Regions from separate parts of the Homo sapiens genome. Here all the other regions are linked to region 2. Evidence: chromatin contacts called from ENCODE Hi-C or POLR2A ChIA-PET data. All regions are on one chromosome and are shown on one strand. Each heading gives the region's core, a stretch centred on a gene start or an enhancer-like site at or near the end of the contact. The rest is flanking DNA. Distances are from core to core; before and after follow the strand shown. Region 1 overlaps ANO10 (anoctamin 10). Region 2 holds the start of POMGNT2 (protein O-linked mannose N-acetylglucosaminyltransferase 2 (beta 1,4-)). Region 3 overlaps ANO10 (anoctamin 10).

Evidence for each region. Hi-C counts contacts between places; a loop is a spot of excess contacts on that map. ChIA-PET counts read pairs that join two places held with the same protein, here RNA polymerase II (POLR2A). Pooled maps may share reads with other maps.
Region 1: a loop to region 2 is called in a map of naive thymus-derived CD4-positive, alpha-beta T cell, with 4 times the contacts of the local background. The contact joins the enhancer-like site here to the promoter of POMGNT2 in region 2. A Hi-C loop is called at or near these places in 1 of 168 maps with a recorded cell type or tissue (naive thymus-derived CD4-positive, alpha-beta T cell), 1 of 37 single-sample maps with no recorded cell type and 11 of 50 pooled maps. POLR2A ChIA-PET finds 5 or more read pairs at or near these places in 1 of 52 experiments (WTC11).
Region 3: a loop to region 2 is called in a map of naive thymus-derived CD4-positive, alpha-beta T cell, with 13 times the contacts of the local background. The contact joins the enhancer-like site here to the promoter of POMGNT2 in region 2. A Hi-C loop is called at or near these places in 2 of 168 maps with a recorded cell type or tissue (PC-3 and naive thymus-derived CD4-positive, alpha-beta T cell) and 4 of 50 pooled maps. POLR2A ChIA-PET finds 5 or more read pairs at or near these places in 1 of 52 experiments (activated naive CD4-positive, alpha-beta T cell).

Annotation. Positions count from the first base shown.
Region 1 is chr3:43,377,991-43,381,503 of GRCh38, forward strand. The region is part of intron 12 of ANO10 (anoctamin 10); the gene reads right to left. Among named protein-coding and RNA genes, the nearest start is that of SNRK-AS1, 28 kb to the left of the region's middle. RefSeq lists a silencer at 187-481. Within about 2 kb of position 1,486, at least 7 of the 41 ENCODE cell types and tissues checked have a DNase peak (open chromatin) inside an H3K27ac peak, as active enhancers do.
Region 2 is chr3:43,104,717-43,108,570 of GRCh38, forward strand. POMGNT2 (protein O-linked mannose N-acetylglucosaminyltransferase 2 (beta 1,4-)) reads right to left here and starts at 1,363. Exons shown (of 2, transcript NM_032806.6): 1 at 1,120-1,363. RefSeq lists a silencer at 1,131-1,450.
Region 3 is chr3:43,476,000-43,479,320 of GRCh38, forward strand. The region is part of intron 11 of ANO10 (anoctamin 10); the gene reads right to left. Among named protein-coding and RNA genes, the nearest start is that of SNRK-AS1, 130 kb to the left of the region's middle. RefSeq lists an enhancer at 2,748-3,320. Within about 2 kb of position 1,737, at least 10 of the 41 ENCODE cell types and tissues checked have a DNase peak (open chromatin) inside an H3K27ac peak, as active enhancers do.

The sequences.
Region 1 (3,513 bases), core at 236-2,735, 270 kb after region 2:
AGTCCCGACTCATGGAGTATGAGGGGACACAATTTCACTGTCGCATGAGAAAGAAACTCAGTTTAGAAAGTTAAAGGATGAAGTAAGAGCCTACTAAATGAAATGCAGGAGACAGTCCACTGCCCACATCAGTTTCAACACAACTTAGTAAATATTACTCTTAACTATAAAGGGAGAACAACCTTTAATCTAAGAAAACACTGCCAGTGGCCACAAGGAAAGTGAAAGTGGGATGAGTAGGAGCAGCTGCCAAAGGGTGAGCTCCTTCTCTGCCCAGAAAAGCTCTGCACCCACTTTCTGCACACCTAGGAAGGTAAAGGAGGCACCCAGGCATCAAAGGACCCCTGGTGGTGGCAGAGGGGATTGGTTCCATTCTTAAGAAACACTAAGGCCATCACCAAGGTGAAAACAGATCCTTATGAAATGCAGCCACAACTGCAGACCGCAGAGAAAGTATAAATGTTTCCCATCACCTTTACAATCTTTCCCAGGGCAGTTTTCCCCACATCTGAACACTGTATGGCCCTTTGATAAATGCAAATATCTATATCTTCTATAATGTCATTTAAAATTTCAATATTACTATTATGAGTAAAACAAAATTGATAATTACAACATTATGATTTTTAAAACTCTATATCCCCTCACTGTACAAGAGATTACCATGTACCCTTCCCCCCAGAGCAGGGCCCTGTTCCTGGCCAGTTGAGAAGGGCTACCCCTGGGTGATGACGGCTGTGAGTCATCAGAATTGCAGGCACTAGGCACCCCTTCTATAGAGCCTGGGTAAAGCTGGAGCCAGGGATGGTTGACTTGACTATGCTTGATTTTTGTGTAGGAACAACACAGTAAGTGTTAGGCAGGGATTCTAGCCTTTATTCACTTGACATCATTTTCCCTCAGAAAAGTTAATTTTTACTCATTCCCACCTAGAAACCTCAACAAGCAGGATTAATTACTGCTTCTTCCCAACACCTTTCATTTCACTTTAATTTTCCATTACCTATATCCCTTCCTGAGTGGCAGTCCCTGTAACCAATACTGATCACTAAATACAGGTTGATGAAAACATCATTGAACATTCCTCACTGCTATGCTACAGGATCCTGAGCACACACGGCAGCCAGTCAATATTTTCGCAAATCTAGAACTCAAGTGACACAATGCTGTCCCAGTTGGTGACAAAAGGCCATCAAAACACATCTTGGGATACATACAGCACTGAACTACCAACAGACTGTCTTTCTTTTTCCTCCAGGTTACATATTTTAGTCGGGTACTGTTAGTAATTAATTGGATAATATTTAAAGCATATGTTTTTTATTAAAAATATTGAATGTGCTTTTGCAATTGGAGAACTTAGAAGAAGTGAGGAGTGAGCCCTGAACCTGAAAATGGCAAATAGAAGGAAGGACTAACTTGCAGCTTCCACTCAGGCAAACAGAGCAGTGTGTGGAGGCCCACATCGTGAACTTTTGCTCCAAGAACTACTGCAGGAACATACCAGGAAAGCCAAGAGAATCCACAGACCCTTTAAAGGAGATGGACTGCCTCCAGGCTCTGTGGGACAGCCAGGAACTGTGAGTCTGCTTGCTTTCTCAGCTGGGAGGCATGTAGCCTAGAGAAAGTTCTCAGCCCTGGAAATAAACTCAGCGCTGTTGTGGGGGCACGGTGGGAGGGAGACTGGCCTTTTGGGCTGTGGGCTGCATAGGAGCTGGGTGAGGGCTGTGGCTGCCAGCTTTCCCCAACTTCCCTGATGACCTGTGTGATACAGCAGAGGCAAGGTTGTTTAACACCCCCAAAAGATCACACTAGCTCACCAGCAATGGATCCAAACCAAGATCAAATCTCTGAATTGCCAGAAAAAGAATTCAGAAGGTTGACTATTAAGCCAATCAAGGAGGCACCAGAGAAAGGCGAAGTCCAACTTAAATAAATAAAAAACAAAATGATGCAGGATATGAATGGAAAAATCTCCAGTGAAATAGATAGCATAAATAAAAAACCATCACAACTTCTGGAAATTAAGGATGCACTTAGAGAACTGCAAAATGCACTGGAAGTCTCAGCAACAGAATCGAACCAACAGAAGACAGAATTTCAGAGCTCAAAGACAAGGCTTTCAAATTAACCCCATCTGACAAAGAAAAAGAATTTAAAAAAATTAACAAAGCCTCCGAGAAGTTTGGGATTATGTTAAACAACCAAACCTAAGAATAATTGGTGTTCTCAAGGAAGAAGAGAAATCTAAAAGTTTGGAAAACATATTTGAGGGAATAATTGAGGAAAACTTCTCCAGCATTGCTAGAAATCTAACATCCAAATACAAGAAGCTCAAAGAACACCTGGGAAATACATCACAAAAAGATTATCACTTAGGGACATAGTCATCAGGCTATCTAAGGTCAAGATGAAGGAAAGAATCTTAAGAGCTGGGAGGCAAATACATCAGGTAACCTACAAAGGAACCTATCAGATTAACCTATCAGATTAACAGCAGATTTCTCATCAGAAACCCTACAAGCTAGAAGGGATTGGGGTCCTATCTTTAGCCTCCTTAAACAAAACAATTGGCCAAGAATTTTGTGTCTACCGAAACTAAGCTTCATAAATGAAGGAAAGATACAGTCTTTTTCAGACAAACAAATGCTGAGAGAATTCGCCACTACCAAGCCAGCACTATAAAAACTGCTAAAAGGAGCTCTAAATCTTGAAACAAATCCTCAAAATACACCAAAATAGAACCTCCTTAAAGTATAAATCTCACAGGACCTATAAAACACCACCACAATGAAAAAAACAAGGCATTCAGGCAACAAATAGCATGTTGAATAGAATAGTACCTCACATCTCAATACTAACTGTATTAATCCGTTCTCACGCTGCTATGAAGAAGTGCCCAAGACTGGATAATTTACAAAGAAAAGAGGTTTAATTAACTCACATTTACGCATGGCCCAGGAAACATACAATCATGGCGGAAGGGGAAGCAAATACGTCCTTCTTCACATGGTGGCAGGAGAGAGAAGCGCCGAGCAAAGGGGTACAAGCCCCTTATAAAACCATCAGATCTCATGAGAACTCACCCGCCACCATGAGAAGAACAGCATGAGGGTAACCGCCCCCATGATTAAAACAGCTCCCACTGGGCCCTCCCATGACACATGGGGATTATGGAAACTACAATTCAAGATGAGATCTGGGCCAGGACATGGTCAACCCATGTCACTAATGTTGAATGTAAATGGCCTAAATGCTTCACTTAAAAGATACAGAATGGCAGAAGGGAAAAGAATTCACCAACCAAGTATCTGCTGCTGCCTTCAGGAGACTCACCTGACACATAAGAACTCACATAAACTTAAGGTAAAGGGGTGGAAAAAGATATTCCATGAAAATGGACACCAAAAGCAAGCAGGAGTAGCCAGTCTTATATCAGACAAAACAAACTTTAAAACAACAACAGTTAAAAAGGACAAACAGGGACATGATATAATGATAAAAGAAATAGTC
Region 2 (3,854 bases), core at 113-2,612:
AGCACCTCTAACACTTTCTGTCGTTAGTCACCACGACTGCTGATATTTGCCACACACTTACTGTTAGACATACTGGGCTGAGGACTTGCCTGGCACTATTTCATCCCCACTGCAACCCCGTGATAAAGGCACTGTACTTTCATCTCCACTTCACAGAGAAAGAAACAGAGGCTAAGAGAGGATAAGTGACTTGCTTAAACGCACACCGCTAGTAGCCGAGAACCAAGATTTGAAGGCGGGGCACATATTGTAGTAAACATTTGGTGAATGAAACCTCCTCTGTCTATGCTCTTAGCTACTAAGTCCTATCAAGCTCGCCCCATAACCCTGAAGTCATCCTTTTCCACGCGGAGCCTTGCTTCTCCCAAGAGTACGCTCTAAGTGTTGGCTGGCAATAAAGTAGGCAGACACTGGTCGCCCTGCACCTGGTGCAAGACTCTGGCCTGACGGTCACATACTTTAGCAGAGAGTTCCCATCAGTGAGCTGGAGACGGGTTCCTAAACACACACATGGAGTCAGGAGTTCACTGGGTTCCTTCTTCAGAGGCTACTCTGGCACTGCCAAGCAGGCCGTGGCAAGCTCTTACCACCGGACACACATGGTAGGTGCCCTACTGGCCCCCAAAGCGCCCAGGAATCAGCTGCAGGCCTGCCGGGGTTCTGCCTTCAAAGGCAGTTGGGGAGGCCCAGGCCCGCTCCGCGCACCTCGCGTGGCTCCCCACCACCCCCGCCAAATGTGCACCACCCATCACCTCCCAAAGCAAAAGGGCCTGAGGACCCGACGCCAGTGCCTGCCACGAGCTGAGGGCTCGAACTGGCAAGCCCCAGGGCGTTGCCCAGGTCCCCGGCCCCCGGCCCCCGACCCCCAATCCCCGGCCCCCGACCCTGAGGGTCCACCCCCGCCCCGCCCACCTCCCGCGCCTCCCTCAGCTCGCTTCACACGTCACCCCTCAGTTCTGCAAACTCTCCTGGATCCCGAAGGCGTCCTAGAACCTCCCCCTCACCCCGGGGCCCAGCACCGCGTCGTCCCCTCCAGGGGGCCGAGGGTTCGACACCTCCACTTCAAGTCCCAGGCGGGTGTCGGAGTCCGCTCCAGCCCCAAGCGCGCGCGCGTCTTACCTGAAGCCTGGACTCCGCGGGACGAAGCCACCTCCGCCGACGCGTCCAGGAGGCCCCACGGCGGCGCCGCTTTCCCACCCCGCCGCCGCCCCCAGCGCCAGCTTCTGGCCCAGGAGGCCCAGAAGGCCCAGGCAGCCAGCACAGGTTTGGCCGCGCCGCCGGGTTCGCAGCGACCGCCACCTCCAGGCTCGCAGGTGTCCGCCGTGCGCCTGCCCGGCGGGCGAGCCCGGCGCGGAGCCTGTGCGCCTGCGCAGAGCCGCGAGTTCGGTTGCCCTGGCCCCGGCCACAACCTTGGCTCGCGGAATCCTGGGAGGTGTAGTTTTGCGTACGAGGACAGCCCGCGCCGCCACCAGCCTGCGGAATGTTGGGAGTGATAATTTGCGCCGAGAGGCTGAGTTTTACTTAGTGTTAGGATTACACAGTTATGGCAGTTCTGATAATAAATTTAAATGCAAGTTTAACCAACAACCAAATGTCATTGTAAAGTCAAGGTAATTAATACGTTTACATGCTTTTAAAAATTGTAATGCTACAGAGAACTTACAAAAGCACCAGTCCTCTGCGGCACCATTCCATTAACCAGCTGTCACCTTATCCCACCGTCCAGTCCTGGCTGTCCAGTCCTCAAGGGCAGCTACTTATGGCTGTGGCATCTGGCATTCCCGCGGATTCTCCGAATATACATATGCCCCTATTTCTTGAGTTATGAATTTTAGATCTTTTGACTTCTTTTTTAGATCTCTTGACTTTTTTTGAACTTAAGTCATCTAGAGATGCACCTACCACCACCAACTCCACCTCCATAGAGTTATAAGATTTCTACCTATCAAATTGGGAAAGCCCTGACTTTAATTTATGATTATTTTAAATTAGCCCAAATGTTAAGGTATTAAGTTGGTAAATTTTTGCAGGGCAATTTGTCAATACAGCCAAAAACCTTTAAAAACATGTAGTCAAAAGCCTCTAACCAAGAAATTCTAATAATTGTGGATGACTGCAAAGGCTGAATAGTGTTGTTTAGATGATAATAAACTGAAAGGCTGAAGTGGTGATATTACTTTCAGAGAGAGTAGAATTGACAGCAAGGAAAATTACCAAGAATAAAAAAGGGATAATTATATAATGATAAAAGGTTCAATTCACCAAGAAGACATAATTCTAAATGTGGATACACCTAACGACATAGCCTTAACATAAATAAATCAAATGATAGAACCATAATTAGAAATAGACAACTCTGCAACTGTAATTGGAAACTTCAGCATCCCTCTCTCAACAACTGATAGAACACTAGACAGAAAGTCAGCAAGGATATAGAAAAGATCAACACTAATACCATCCTAATCTAATTGATATTTACATAATACTTCACCCACCAACAGAATACACATTCTTTTCAAGCAACCTTGGTATATATATTAAGATAAACTGTATCCTGGATCATAAGTTTTTAAATATACAGAAGACATTAATATATATTTTACCAAAGTAGTTATACAGATGGCAAATAAGGACAGATGTTCATCACTAGCCATAAAGGAAATGCAAATTAAGACTATGCTGAGATATCACCATACACCTATTTAAAACAGCTTAAAAAGGCAGGGCGCGGTGGCTCATGCCTGTAATGCCAGCACTTTGGGAGGCCATGGCTGGCGAATCACGAGGTCAGGAGTTCAAGACCAGCCTGGCCAACATGGTGAAACCTCGTCTCTACTAAAAATACAAAAATTAGCTGGATGTGTTGGTGCGCGTCTGTAAACCCGGCTACTCAGGAGGCTGAGGCAGGGGAGAATCACTTGAACCCAGGAGGCGGAGGTTGCAGTGAACCGAGATCGCGCCACTGCACTCCAGTCTGGGCTACAGAGCAAGACTCCATCTCAAAAACAAACAAACAACAACAACAACTACAAAACAGCTTAAAAAATAAAATAGCAAATGCTGGTGAGTATGCACAGAACTGGATCTCTCATATATTACTCACAGATGGGTATATCATGGTAGTTTCTTTTAAAAAACTAAACATATGCTTCCCATATGACTCATCAATCACACTCCTGAGCATCTATTCCAGAGAAATGGAAACTTATGTTAACACACAAACTTGTACACAATTGTTCCTACTTTCTTTATTTGTAATTGTCAAAAACTGTCAACAAACAAAATGCCCCTCGATAGGTGAATGGTTAAATAAACTGTGATTACATCTATATAAAGAATATCATTCAACAATAGAAAGGCACAATTGACACATGCCACAACTTGGGCATTATGCTGGGTGAAAAAAAGTCAGTCTCAAAAGGTTACATACTCTGGTTGCCATTTGTATAACATTCTTGAAATGACAAAACTATAGAGATGGAGAAAATATTAGTGGTTGTCAGAGGTTGAAGACAGGGTGTAGGTGTGAATATATAAGGGTAACAGAAGGGAAGCCTTTGTACTGATGAAATAGTTCTTTGTCTTGATTGTGGTAGTGGTTACACAAATCTACACATGTGATAAAATGACTAAAACTACACACAAACTTTCTATCAAGGTTAAATTCCTGATTTTTATATTGTATTATAATTACGTACAATGTAACCATTGGGGGAAACTGGATGAAGAGATTCCTCTCTGTACTATCTTATTATAGATTTTCACAAATCTATAATTATTTCAAGATAAAAAGTAGGAAAAAAAACAAATTTGGAAACTGCTTAATTCCTCAGTCATGCAGGATTAAGTAAAAT
Region 3 (3,321 bases), core at 487-2,986, 370 kb after region 2:
TATTGTGGCTTTATTTTCTTCAAAAATGTCCATGGCCATTATCTCATATTTATTCTATGTGATTTACTTCAGAATCATATATTTTGATACACTGTTTGCTCATATTGTCATTTTATAATGTTAACTAGTTTTACAGTATTTTTTTCTGGGTTTTACAGTATTTTTTTCTGTTAGCTTATCTACTTTCCCCCTAAAATTATCATGTATTTAATCATGTCTAAATAAAAACCAAAGGGGAACAGAAGAAAATTCCAAAAAATAATTGTTGGTAGACCTGAAGGTTGCCCCCAAGTTTTCAGTTTATCTTGGTGATATCCATGTACCCATTCTGTGAATGTTACTGAATCCTAAGGTAGAAAGAGTCTCTACCTCTTCTAGGCCTGCTTTTGATCTCCAATTAGTGGGGTCTGTAGTGGTCTACTAGCATTTGTTAAATTCATTTCTCATGTCATCCCACCAATTGTCTCAGGAAGGGAAGACATTGGCTGGTTCTTGGTGTCTTCCTGAAGTTGGTCTGTCCTTCATGTTATATCAGATAAAAACTTCTCAACACCTGTAGAATGCAACGGACACCACTTCCCTGCCAGCTCCCTGTTTTCTCCTTTTCCTTTTCTTGGTTTATGGAGTTTTCTCCTTACTTTCCTTTTTCTTTGTAGTTTTTATCGGTTTTTTCCCTTACTTCACCATCTTCCCAAGAAATCTTGAGTTAGATCACTTTGTGGAACTTAGTATGAGCAAGCTATACCACTAATAAACATTAAAATAATGAGATAGCCTAAGAGTAACTGCTCAAAGAAAATGAAGACTATCCCCGAATTCATGCATGACCATAGCATGTATTTTGAAAGAAGAAAGAAAACATAGCAAACCTTGCCAATCAATAAGCAATTTGCCGATCAATAAGTAATTTCCCTGTACTATTCAATGCAGGCAGATCTCCACAGTGGGCAGATACAAGAGTTTTTTTTTCTTTTACCATGGGTAAAATTTCTTTTATTTGAGAAAGTAATGTGTATACATAGTTTTAAAAAATAAAGACAAAGAATATACAGAAAAGATCTTCCATCCATTCCTGCTCTGCACCCCTCTACCATCTTTCAGTATTCTCCCTAGAGACAAGCCCTGTTATTTATCTACTGGTTTACAAATAGAGAAATCTTTCATTATCCCTCAAATTAAAACTGATCAGCATATTGAGATGATATGATGTTGAGAAGATACAGTATTATTGTAACTGTTAAGAAAAGCTAGAATAATATCAAAGGTATTGTAGTGGATAAAACTTAGGCAGATGCACAAAAAAGATGTACCACCTCTCCCTTTTTATTAATGAATATGAAAATAATTTATAAATTACTTACTCAAACAAACATTTACTGAGCATCTACCATATGCTAGGGACTGTCCTAAGTGGTATGGACAGAAAATGAAGCAAGACGTACTCCATCTATTACCTTCCATTTCATTTTATTAAGATAATTGTTAATAACAGCTGACGTGTTATATTTTAAGTGCTAAATCAAAATGTCATTGCATAAAAGTCATTTGCAAATCAAACGGAACAATCTGAGCACAGATCTAAAACTCGTAATGCTTCCTTGGATCCTGGACCATAATACTGTACTTGTGGTAAGCTCAGAGCAGGAGGGAATAGCCTGATGACAAATTACCCCTCATCTTAAATGTTCTAACATCCCCTATACTGTCAGTCGACCTTGGGTGTGTTCACACACAATAGCACACAGGAAGACGCGAAGGTGACGTGGCCTTCCTGTTTGGGCAAGGCATAATCTTAACATAGAAGGTGCCTGTTGCTCATTACGGGCAGAAAAAAGAGCCATTATCACTTACAATTGGACAGACCTCTTTGACTTTGGCAGGGGCCCGCCAACCTGCACACCAGAGGCACACATAGGGAGTGAGGGAGGAATGTTGAGAAGTGATTTCCCAATGGCCCATCTCTAAGGAAGTAGTCTCTGTTTTTTCAGTTCACACTTTACCACAATGCTTACCTTGTGCCAGGCCCTATTCTAAGTGCTTTTCATATATTTACTCATTTAATGCTCACAACAGCCCTATGAGGCAGAAACTACATTTATTCCCATTTGACAGATAAGGAAACTGAGGATCAGAGAGGTTACGTATCCTGGCCAAGGTCACAGAGTTAGTGAGCTGTCTATACAAGCCACATGGAGTGAGGTTCTGGAGATGGAAGTTGGGGTTAGTCAGAACAGATGCCTTAAAATGTCCTTGTCAAAGTTGCCTCTTCTATGCAAAATGATAATTCTGAAATCAGCAACCTAAAAAACAGCAGCCATCTATTATGACCTCACCACTGTGCTATGTGTTTTATAAATGAAAAGCCCAATCCTAACAAACCCTTTAAAGTAGGGACTTTAACCACCCATTTTATAGATTAAGAAATTAAGGTCTGGAAAGTAACTTCCCCTAGCTAGTGAGATCTGAAGCCAGGATCTTAGCTGTCTGACTCCAGGACCCATGCTTTTTTCATTTCACTGTAGTGACTATGTGTGAGTGAGAAATTCCAACATCATCACAATCAGAAAAATAGTGGCTCTGTCTACTCTGATGGTTTATGCTTGTGCTAACACAGGCTGTCCTCCTAGTGGGGAGAAGTCTTTGGCACAAGTAATTAATTTACATTAATGCTTAGCTCTCACTCCTATGTAGTATTCATATTTGACACAGTACAATTTTTCTCATTTTCAAACACAGATTATTCACACCATACATATGTAGCAGATAATTCAATAATAAATTGACTGTGATCAAACATTTGGCAAAAGCTTGAGAAGTCAAATAGTTTTTAAAAAGTCTGATATATCCTTAGACTTCCAAATTGTCTCCATTTTAAGGTTAGAGCATCTAAAAGCAAACCCAAGTACCTGTTTTATAATATTATAGCCCCCTACAGAAATGCCTCCACAAGTTAGGGCACTTTAGAAACTATAGTGAACCATCTGAATGGTTTTCTAAAACTATCCTTGAGGACATAGATTATTGTGTTAATCAAGGTTCCCTGATCCTTTTGTTTAATAACAGAAAAGAGGCACTACCTTTTCCTTTTCACTCGTGCATAGATTATTGTGTTAATCAAGGTTCCCTGATCCTTTTGTTTAATAACAGAAAAGAGGCACTACCTTTTCCTTTTCACTCGTGCTAACATGAAAATATAAGAGCAAGCATTAAGGCCTAATTGTATAAAAGCTGTATCATGTCTCATGTGGTAAAAACACACAGTCCCTGTTATCCCAGATGTTCTCTGAAAGTTTCTATACCTAATTATCCTATTTACATTTT